Linked DNA regions of Mus musculus: region 1 is linked to region 2. A link is a loop called in an ENCODE intact Hi-C map of the cell type or tissue named here. Cell type or tissue: left cerebral cortex. All regions are shown on one strand. Links, peaks and the distances in the headings refer to the core of each region. The heading gives the core; the rest is flanking DNA.

The links. Peaks named below come from ENCODE experiments on the same cell type or tissue, not always from the same donor. Only the 100,000 strongest peaks of a DNase experiment are listed, where the experiment ranks them.
Region 1: a loop joins it to region 2, with 2.6 times the contacts of the local background. A loop is called at or near these places in 1 of 42 quality-filtered maps.

Annotation. Positions count from the first base shown.
Region 1 is chr6:92,600,939-92,606,018 of GRCm38, reverse strand. The region is part of intron 2 of Prickle2 (prickle planar cell polarity protein 2); the gene reads left to right. Among named protein-coding and RNA genes, the nearest start is that of Prickle2, 100 kb to the left of the region's middle. In left cerebral cortex, for the core only: a CTCF peak has its summit at 2,567; DNase peaks (open chromatin) are centred at 581 and 2,499; H3K27ac peaks cover 1,003 bases.
Region 2 is chr6:92,725,397-92,730,476 of GRCm38, reverse strand. No RefSeq gene overlaps it. Among named protein-coding and RNA genes, the nearest start is that of Prickle2, 22 kb to the right of the region's middle. In left cerebral cortex, for the core only: a CTCF peak has its summit at 2,149 (motif pointing right); DNase peaks (open chromatin) are centred at 1,856, 2,153, 2,709 and 3,017; H3K27ac peaks cover 1,871 bases.

The sequences.
Region 1 (5,080 bases), core at 544-4,543, 120 kb after region 2:
AGCTCCCTGTAGCAGAGGAAGAACTAGAATTTGGGTCTGCCAGTTCCAGAAGCCAAGCTTATTCACTTCTAAGACTTGGCTTAAAATAAAATAAAAAAAATTACATTCTGGCCGACTTCATGTTCCCTAGGATGCATATTCTCTTTCCAAAGGTACGCAGAAAGAATCCTATACTGCTGGTGTTGAACAACATGTCGCTCCTCACATGTCCACTTCATCTCCCTTCCAGGAGTTCCTTCCTTTACTAGTGGTCCTCGGTCCTGGCTGTCATCCACATTATCTGGGAAACTTCTCTGAATGCAAATTTGCAGTGACCTGGCTAGGCAGGCCCTGCTGTGTCCAGACTTCTGTGGAGGTATATCCAGGGTGTCTGTTTAGTTTATTAATCTATATAAGCAGTTGTGCTCTGGTAAGCCAAGCATGGGAACAGCTATTCTAGGTAGCATGAACTCTGGCCATGTAAAGTGGCCATTGTAAGAGAGGGCTGTGCACTACGACTGGGAGAGCTGACTGCCTCAACTCAAGTGACCTGCCCATTTTCAGAAACAGGCAGCATGTTCCCTGTGTGCTCTGGGTTTTCCTGTCCATAGGGAGCCAACTGTTTGTGGGTGGTCCCAGCCTCACAGGAGGGCTCCCTTCTGCCACAGCCCTGGGAACAGGCTGAGATGCATTTGGTTCTTAGGAAGAGAGTGGGGTGGGGGTGGTTAGCCCAGAAGCAGAGGAATTAGGAAGTCATTTGGAACACCAAGTGGGAGGAAGAATTACACCCCCACTCCACCCCACCCTACCCCGAGCACAAGTAGGCCTCATTATAAAGCCTTCACTAATATTTTCATTTAACTCACAAGAGCCATGAAACTTTAGCATGATAAAAATTTTATGGCCTTTTATTTCCTAGTTTATGGACAGTGTCTCTGGTGTTCAAATGAATGAACTCCTCCAGATCTTGTGCTGTTTACACATTGTCAGCTGTCGTTTAGATCTTTGTAAGTCTAAAACACAAACCAACTGTAACCATGAAGGGATGGCTGCAGGTCTGAAGTGGCCACAGAACAAAGCAACGCATTTGTAGATACTTGAGGAGAAATCTATATACAACTGAAATTAGAGCAAGGTGCTCAGTGCATCATCTGTTTATGTGTGTACTAGTCTGCCTGGGTCTTTTGCCTGAGGGAGGTGGTGAGTGTCGGAGCTATTAACCTTATGTTTTTCTTTTAACTAGAAGTTTGGGAAGAACTTGCAACATTTAAAGTTTAGAAAGTGCACAGGGAACAGATGTATTCATGTTAAACTCGGTATTTGAAAGCTTTCTTTCCCCCTTCTCAATGCAAGCACAGCTCTCACCTTAAAGGGACTAAGAGAGAGTTTATTCTGGAGCCAAGTATGAGTGGCCACGCCCCTGAAACAGAGATTCAGATGACCCCAAATACCATGTTCACTATGGAAGTGTTTATATGAGACTTTATTAATTATAGAACACAGAAATTCAGAAATCAAGGCATTCACCAGTTACATTCGTGGAGACTATATGCCACTATATAGTTGACATTCTTAGGTTTGGAATTAATCCAGTTTAGGGCTAGAAAGATGGCTCAGTGATTAAGAGCACTTGCTGCTCTTCCAGAGGACCTGGGTTCAGTTCCTAGCACCCAAATGGCAGCTCATAACCTTCTGTAGCTTTAGTTCCAGGGAATCCAATGCATTCTTTTTGGTCTCCATGGGCACTAGGCACCAATGTGGTGCACATACATGCAGGCAAAACACACACACACACACATATGTGTGTGTGTGTGTGTGTGTGTGTGTGTGTGTGTGTGTATTACACATACATATATACATATATATATATACATACACACACACTTTAAAAATGCATTTTAAAGGGTTTAATAGTCACAAGGATGTTAAGGTGAGCAATGAGTGGCTTTCAACAGGGCTAAAGAGAGTTCAAGGCAATTTTGTTTCTGGTCTCTAACATTTGAACTCTCTATAGTCATGCAGGTCAGTCATTCATTTGAAACACCTAATACAGGTGTGCATTTTTCCCCCTGAGAACTTCGCTTCACACTCCAGAGCTATATGGGTTCTACATGTAGCTTTCTGCCTGGCTTTCCCTAGTGAATTGTGATGTCCTCAGACTCTCCAGGGTACATGAAAATGTTATTTTTAGCACTTGCTAAAGCATTTGACTCCTGGGTTAACTCAGGCAGGAGGGATATAATAAGTAAGATGTAAATTACCCATAGCATCTCAGCTAATTGAATTTTTAATTGGACAAAGCCCCTCTCACCGTCAAACTTCCCTGAATGCTTTGCCGTATGAACCCATCCGGTAAGTTTGGATTCTGATGCAATCTTGTGTTCTGTTAGTATGTGAATTTAAGAAGGAACGGCAGATGGAGGCAAGCTAGTTAAATGGAGACTCTAATTAGTTGTGGAGAAGGGGAACAATTCAGAGATGCCGCTGTCCCACACCCACAGCCAGTTCCTTCTCTGCCATCTTCCTTTGACTAAATTATTTTTTAAAGACCAAGACACAAAATAGTCCGCCTTGTGAGTATTCCCATCTACCGAGAGAGGGCTCTCAAAACAGGGACTACTCCACAGAGAATTTCAAAAACATGAAGGGAACCTGGTGTGTGAGCTGGTGGCTCTGTTGTACACGAACTTCCTGGAGGGACTTCCCTGCCTTGCTGCCCTTCACCACACTCATTCCTCCAAAACAAAGCAAAAGCCATGTCTGTAGCAGCAGACAGATGAGAGGTAGAACTGGGCCAAAAAAGAGCCCGAAACTTCGTCTTGAGTCATCATAACTACCCTCAAAGTGGGAAGATTATGGGGGTTGTCCTCAACACCCACCCATGTAGTTTTTTTCAACACCTTTGAGACAGAATTCACATACTTTAAAAGTCATTGCTGGGAAATGGACAGTTCTATGATTTTTAGCAGGATCATTCAACCATTGTGACTCTTGGGGGGGGGCCCTTTATTTTTTATTTATCTATTTTTTTGGTCTGTAGAAAAGTGAAATGAGATTCTTCATCCACATCATCACCTCTGTTGCTTTCCAGCCCATCTTCCCGAGCTCCTGGTCTATCTGCTGCCTTCGCAGTCTTGACTGTTGTACAGATTTTATACACAGTAAGTCATCAACGGTCAGCTTCGACTAGCTTCTTTCAGAGTTTAGCATACTTTTCAGGGTTCATTCATATGTGTGCTAGTTGGCCTTTGTAAGTTTGAGATGAACTAGGGCTCCCTAGGAAGAGTAGCCTCAACTGTGGAATTGCCTTCGTCAGCTTTGCCTGTAGGCATGGCTATGAGGGTATGTTCTTGTCTAGTGATTGATATGTTTGCTTTCTTAGATAACAGAAGACCAACTGCCCCGAGGTGGGCATCCACCTGACCATACACGCACACGCATGTGCACACACACAATCAGAAGGCATTCTTACAAGGTTTCTTGATGTTCAGTATTGTATATACCAGGCTAGCAGGCTCATAAGCTTCTGGAGTTTGTCCTGTCTCTGTCTCCTATCCTGCCACAGGAACATTAGAATTGCTACTGTATCTGGATTTATGTGGCCTCTGAATCTTACCCTGGTAAGTGCTTTGCCCCTAAGCTATCTCCCCAGTCTAGCTATACATTTTTTCTTTTTGCTTTTCTTTTACATGCTGTGTTCTGACCACACTTTCCTCCCTCCACTCCTTCCAGCTACAGCCACCCCTCCCCTTCCCCTCCACCTCCTCCTTCCCTTACTCCTCCCACCCCCTATTCCTTCTCCAACCTTCTCCCAAATCCACTCAACAAAACAAACAAACAAACAAAAACAGGCCTCCCAGGAATATGAGCCAAACATGGCTTAACAAGTTAGAATAAGACTAGGCACAAACCCTCACTCACATCAAGGCTGGATGAGGCAACTCAGTAGGAGGGAAGGGCCCCAAGAGCAGGCAAAAAGAGTCAGAGATGCCCTCCACTGCCACTGTTAGGAATCCCACGAGAACACCCAGCAGCACAACCATAACGATGCAGATAGGATGCTACCTCTCTGCTGACAGCTGGGCTAGGCACCGATCTATGAGTAGTACAGAGTGTCATTAGGAATCATGCTTTTTTTTTTTTTTTTTTTTTTTTTTTTTGGTTTTTCAAGACAGGGTTTCTCTGTATAGCCTTGGTTGTCCTGGAACTCACTTTGTAGACCAGGCTGGCCTCGAACTCAGAAATCTGCCTACTTTCTGCCTCCCAAGTGCTGGGATTAAAGGGGTGCGCCACCACACCTGGCCCCCATTAGGAATCATTTTATTGACTTTTTTCCCCACTCATGTTTGGTTCTATCCTGGGTCTCTGGGATATATTCAGCCAAATATTTATTTGTTTTATGTTCATGAGTGTCTTGCATACATATGTGAATGTGCTCCACATGAGTGCCTGGTGCCCACAGAGATCAGAAGAGAATGTCAGATCCCTGAAACTGGAGTTACAGGTGATTGTGAGCCACCATGTGGGTGCTGTGAACAGAACCCAGGAGCTCTGCTGGAATAATAAGTGCCCTTAACCACTGAGCCAATACCTTTGTAATTGCACCCTCTCAAGAGAAAATATTTGAATATAGACTGCCAATCAGTGCATAGTTACTTATCAATAGATTATGCAAATATTGTATAATTATCTAAATCAAGTAGCCCTTGTTTTGCACAGCAGGGTGAGACTATGAACATAACCACAAAAACCAGAAGTTTGCAAAGCAATCTTAATAAGCAGTGAGAAAATTTTCAGCTGTAATGTGACCTTTAAAATATTACACAAGCCATTAAAAAATTATCTTATTGTTGGCTATGCTTGCATAGAGAAATAAGAGAAATGGAAAAGTTAATATTTGTTTAGTGCACTTCAAATTAAAATAAGAAACATAGAAAATTAAAATTGTATTTTCTTACAGATTTTTATCAAGATTCATTTGAGCTAATCTTCTTTCTTCTTTTATATGACTACAGTACTGAGTAAGCATGGTTTCTAGAATTTGGCCATTTTTCATACCCGACTCGAGTTAGGGAAGCACCTTCTAATACATTACCCTTGT
Region 2 (5,080 bases), core at 413-4,412:
AGCCTAAGTCTCAAGAGAAATCTCCTGGTTTCTTTTGTTTCTGTTGCTTGCTTGAATGTTAGCAATTGTCATGAGCAAACACCACACCTAGCTGGCTAGTTCAGTAGAAAGCAAAGACTGTGAGAAGAGAGCTACCACTCATAACCACAAGTGTACATCCAGAAGTAGTGGTGCTCTGGATACCTGGAGACATGTGAATGTGATAACAAATACTGTCCTATGACACTGAATTATGAGAAGATATGTTAAGTGTCATTATTAGATCACAGTTGATAAACACACATTCCATCTGCTAACAACTATGGTCAAAAGAGACTTTCCTGTGGATAGTTCAGTTTCAGTTGGGCAGATATGAACCAGATGCTAGTACCCGGATAGTAAATAAAGGAAAGGAGCCTGTAGAAAACCATAGGGCTGAATGTGAAGAAGAAATCATGGTGTTGGCAGTGAAAGAAATATAAAGGATGCTGAGCAGACAAAATGACTTATTCTCCTTCACCATCCCCAGAATGGATTGTAGAATATTAAATCCATAGTAAGCCTATACTAAGCCAGGACTCAGATGTTTCTCATCTCCATGTAGCTAGAGAGGGTATAAATAAGAGCTAGGAGCTAATCACCACAAGACCATGTATTGACTCCAGTAATCAAAATCAGGAAGTCTGTGCCTTGACTGCTCTCCCTTGCAAGGTAGATTTGGCTCGCTAATGGCCTCCACTTGGCAATGCAACATCTTTCCTCGAAGTACAGCTCAACCCAGAGGAGAAAAGTATCGGCTAGCTGCTGAGTCCATGGTTGGCTCTCAATTAGCCCAATTCTTTCTTTGCCAGCCCCAAGATTTGCATGGACACAGGACTCTCTAGTCTCCAGTACACTGATATCCCTCCATGATTGTCCTTTAAGGAGAACAGACCTGAATTGGGGGCATGACAGGTGATAAACATGTCTCTGTGCCCGTGCTTCATGTGGTCATTAAGCCCCTTCTGAATATAGTGCTGAACTAAGTGATCCAAAGCTGCAGGTGCTGTGCTTGCTTTCTTCCTCCAAATCCCACTTTCCTATCCCCGTTCTCTGTCCTTGCTTGATTTAGTAGTTGGTGTCTTTACTCAGTTCTAAGATAACGGTGGGCATTATTATTATTTTATTTGTGAGTGGGGTGGGGTGGGTGGGGTGCACTTCTGGAGACTGGGGGTTGACTTCTGGTATCCTCCTCCATCATTATCTTAGTTTTTGAGGCAGGGTCTCTCACTGAAGCTGGAGCTCATCAATCCAGTTAGCCTGGCGGGCCAGCAAGCCCCGGGACCCTCTTATCTCAGTCTCCCTGGTGCTGGGATTATAAGCATGCGCTGTCACATCTGGCTTTCTACATGGGTGTTGGGGATCTCAACTCAAGTCCTCACGCTTGTGCCGGAAGCGGTTTACCCACTGAGACATCTCAGCCTCATTATGGGGCATTTTTGGTGGATGCTGTGTTGCAAGAAGGTTACTTGATGCCTCATGGGACAGTATCATGTCAATGCTTCAGTGCATGTTGTATTTCCTCTAGGGCATTCGCCACATAGAAACATCTCCAGTTATAAAGAGCCTTTGCTTTCTTTATTCTCTGGAAGAACCCAACCTTTCTGCCACACTCTCCCCTCCCCCACGCTCTCTTTAAATGCCAAATCTCCCTGTGGAGATGGGAGAAAATGTTGGGAGAAAGCCCGGTGGGGAAAATAAACAGTGGTCAGTGTGTTCACTCTGATTACAGCCTTAAGTGCCAGACAATAGCTGCAGTGAGCCCAAGCAAGCAGAGTTCAATACAGCTTTCTTCCCTCCTCAATGCAACTCTGATTCAGCCATGGCTACGCAGGAGAAATGGCGATCTAACTGGGGCAGCACAACCTGGGAATCGTGTGCTGTTCTCTAGGGCCGGCTCCTCAACGGTCTGGAAAGCAACTGAGACCAAGCTTGAAGTGTTTCATGGACATGAACCACTTCCACAGCAGCAGAGCCCCCTTACAAGCGTCTACCTTTTGTTAGCAATCGTACGAGTATGATTTCTAAAGCTAACCATCCAGCTGCTGTCTCTCAGGCCCAAATCTACCCGTGTTTTGGGAGGTGGTGCTTGAATAATCATCTCTTCTCTCGGGCTGGTGCCATATTAGATTTCACCACTAGGCGGCATCAGAGGGCGAGTGCAAAGCTCTGAGCTGGGGGAGGGGAGGGAGGCCTTCGCCTTCTAAATCTTACCAACTTCATCTTGCTGGGGAGCATTTGTTTTGTATCTAACGTTCTCAACACTACTTGCACTAGCCTCTTCCTCGTTGTTTTTTTTTTTTTTTTCCCCCTGCCCCACAATTTACAAGATTTCTCTTACTTTTAAAAGATGCTCTTCTGTTTTTTTTTTTTTTTTTTTTTTTTTTTTTTTTTTTTTGGGTTTGGTTTGGTTTGGTTTAAACACACACACACACACAATTCCAGTTCTCTGTATCCGTTTTTCACTCAAAACATAGAAGAGAAGCTCGAACAGCTGCTTCGTGGGGAGAAAGGTCCCTCATGCTTAAAGATCCAATTTCCTCCTGGGTGGTGGATAAAGCTAAGGAGATAAAAAATGACCTTTCACCTCCAGGAAACAGAAATGTAAGATTAATCTGCAGCTTTGAAACTAATGAGTTGGCTCATCGCAGCAGAGCAGCCCGTGAATAACATACCATGTGTGGAGCCAGCAACCTGGCAACTTTTGTTCATCATATGGGGCTTGGGAGGGAGGAGAGCTGAGAAAGGAATTCATTTTTAAAAATAATCCTCAGAGGATGCTATCTGCTAGGTCTCCACGAAGCTGGTATTACAGGAGGAAGAGATTGGGGGTGGGGTGGGGGTGGGGGAGATCATGAGCCTCTAATGAGCTTGGCTTTTCCCTGCAGAATAACAGAAGGATTCAGACAGGCAGGGAGACTGTGAGGTGGTTAAGGCCATGATCTTGGAGTTGGACTCCTTGGTATCTAAGGCTGATCTGTGGATTCCTCCATGTGTAATCGTGGGTGTGTTTCTTAACTTGTGCCTTGGGAGGTTTGGATTAGATAGTGCACGGAAAATACTATATTCTAGCCAAGAATCTGGTTAGTTTTGCATTTTTACTAGTGATTGAAGGAGGCAGGGGCAATTTGAGGGTGATTTATCCAGGGAGTAGGAAGTCTAAGGTTTCTTCTCTGACAAGAGGAAATGCCTAACAACAGAAGACAAAAGTAAATCACAGAAAACTGGTTTCAGAATCACCCAAGAAGGAATGAACAGTCTCTCAGGACACCAGGAGGGCTGAGCAACCACAGGGGGGGCTGTCTAAACAGACACCCTGAATACCTTCTCAGCAGGTGTGCAAGCAAGCGGAGACTCTCCACTCCAGGAAAGGATAAGTGCAGCTCCCTTACCCTGCTAAAGTTCTGTCTCTCCTTCTGGCAAACAGGGTTTCTAGGACTATTGCCTCTCTTGGGGTCTGGGCTGCTTCATTTGTGAATTAAGCTGATGGAGCTATTGATCCCCCTCTTACGATCATGTTTCCTTTGTCTATTACTTCCTCCAGCAAATGAGTGCCCATGAGGTGGTAAGCAGCATGCTAGGGACTGGGACACTAATGGGAATGGAAAGATATATAGACATTGATCTGGCAAAAATGCAAGCATTTAGTGAAGGAGACAGAAAAATAAACAGATAATTACAACGCAAATTTGCAGGCATGCCGACAGACAGCCATTGGTTGTTCTGGGGGCACAGAGAAGGGGCACCTAACGAGATAGAGGTAACATTGGAAAGGAGTCAAAGACCGTTGCTGAACTCACTGCACAGTAGAAGCATCTGCAGCAGAAGAGGCTGTGAACAAAGACTCAAATATAAGACAAAACAGAGAACACAGGACATTATAGGAAAGATAGCTCCACAGGGTCACAAAGTGGGAGTCAAGAGTGACCTGGGATGGACCTGGAGAGGCAGAAGAGGCCTCGGAACGTGAACTCGAAATCAGCACATCACCATCACTGTCACCAGCGGCTGAGCTTAAGCAGTGGAGTGGCAGGTACAGGTTTCCAGTTCAGAATGACCTCTCTGGAGAGAGGTCACTGTGGAAGATGAACTAGGAAGAGGCCAAGCCAGGCCACCAGCTGTCAGACTACTGAAGTCAGGAAGCCATCTAAGCCAGAAGGAAAGATGCCAGGAACAAAGCTTTGTACAGAATTGCAGTAACAATCTAGTGACCGGATGCTCCTGGAAGCCCAGAGCAGCAGGACTCACTTTTGTATGTACAGGGTCAGTATAATTATGGCCACTCTATAAAAGCTGAATTTGGAAGCTCATTATAAAAAAAAAAACAAAAACAAAAAAACAAAAAACAAAAAACAAAAACTCTGCCTCCTATCTGAGCTAGATTTGACCTAAATGCTGTTTCCTTGAAGATTAGCTTTCATGATATCAGAGGGGGCCGGGTAAGCTTCCAAAGTGAGGGAAGCAACCAGTACTCATAGCCAGCTATACCTACAAACTAAAACACATGCTGACTAGTGCCAGCATGGCATGCTATCCTAAGGATGCTAAAGTGACACACATACCTTTGTGGTAGCCAACAGCTCTCCAATTCAATGTAAGGCCTACTCAACAGGAGGGAAATCAGACCTGGTATTGGAAACCCAGCCAAATCCCCAAGGCTCATGAAGTCATGGACCTTGACGAACCTACTATTATCACTTTCTTGAACCAGCGTAATTCCTAACTACATTCTAAATAGTTATACTCACAGATAAGTACAGGTCTTAATTACACATCAAATAAACATCTCCTTGAAATAAGCATAGACCAATCCAAATACAGAAAGAAGTGACTACGTGGTACCTAGGCCTAACTGATACATCTACATAATTCTTGCACCTAAGAGGTTATAGTGGAAGAGGGGGCAGAAGGAGTGTAAATGCCTGAGGAACAGTAAGTTTGCTGTGAGAGGTTATCTCCTAGAAATGTCAGAGAAGTTCTACCCATGAAGTCTCACCAACAAGGCTGCCTAAACAAGACCAGAACAGGATGACACCAATGGACATGCTAACATGGAAGGGAA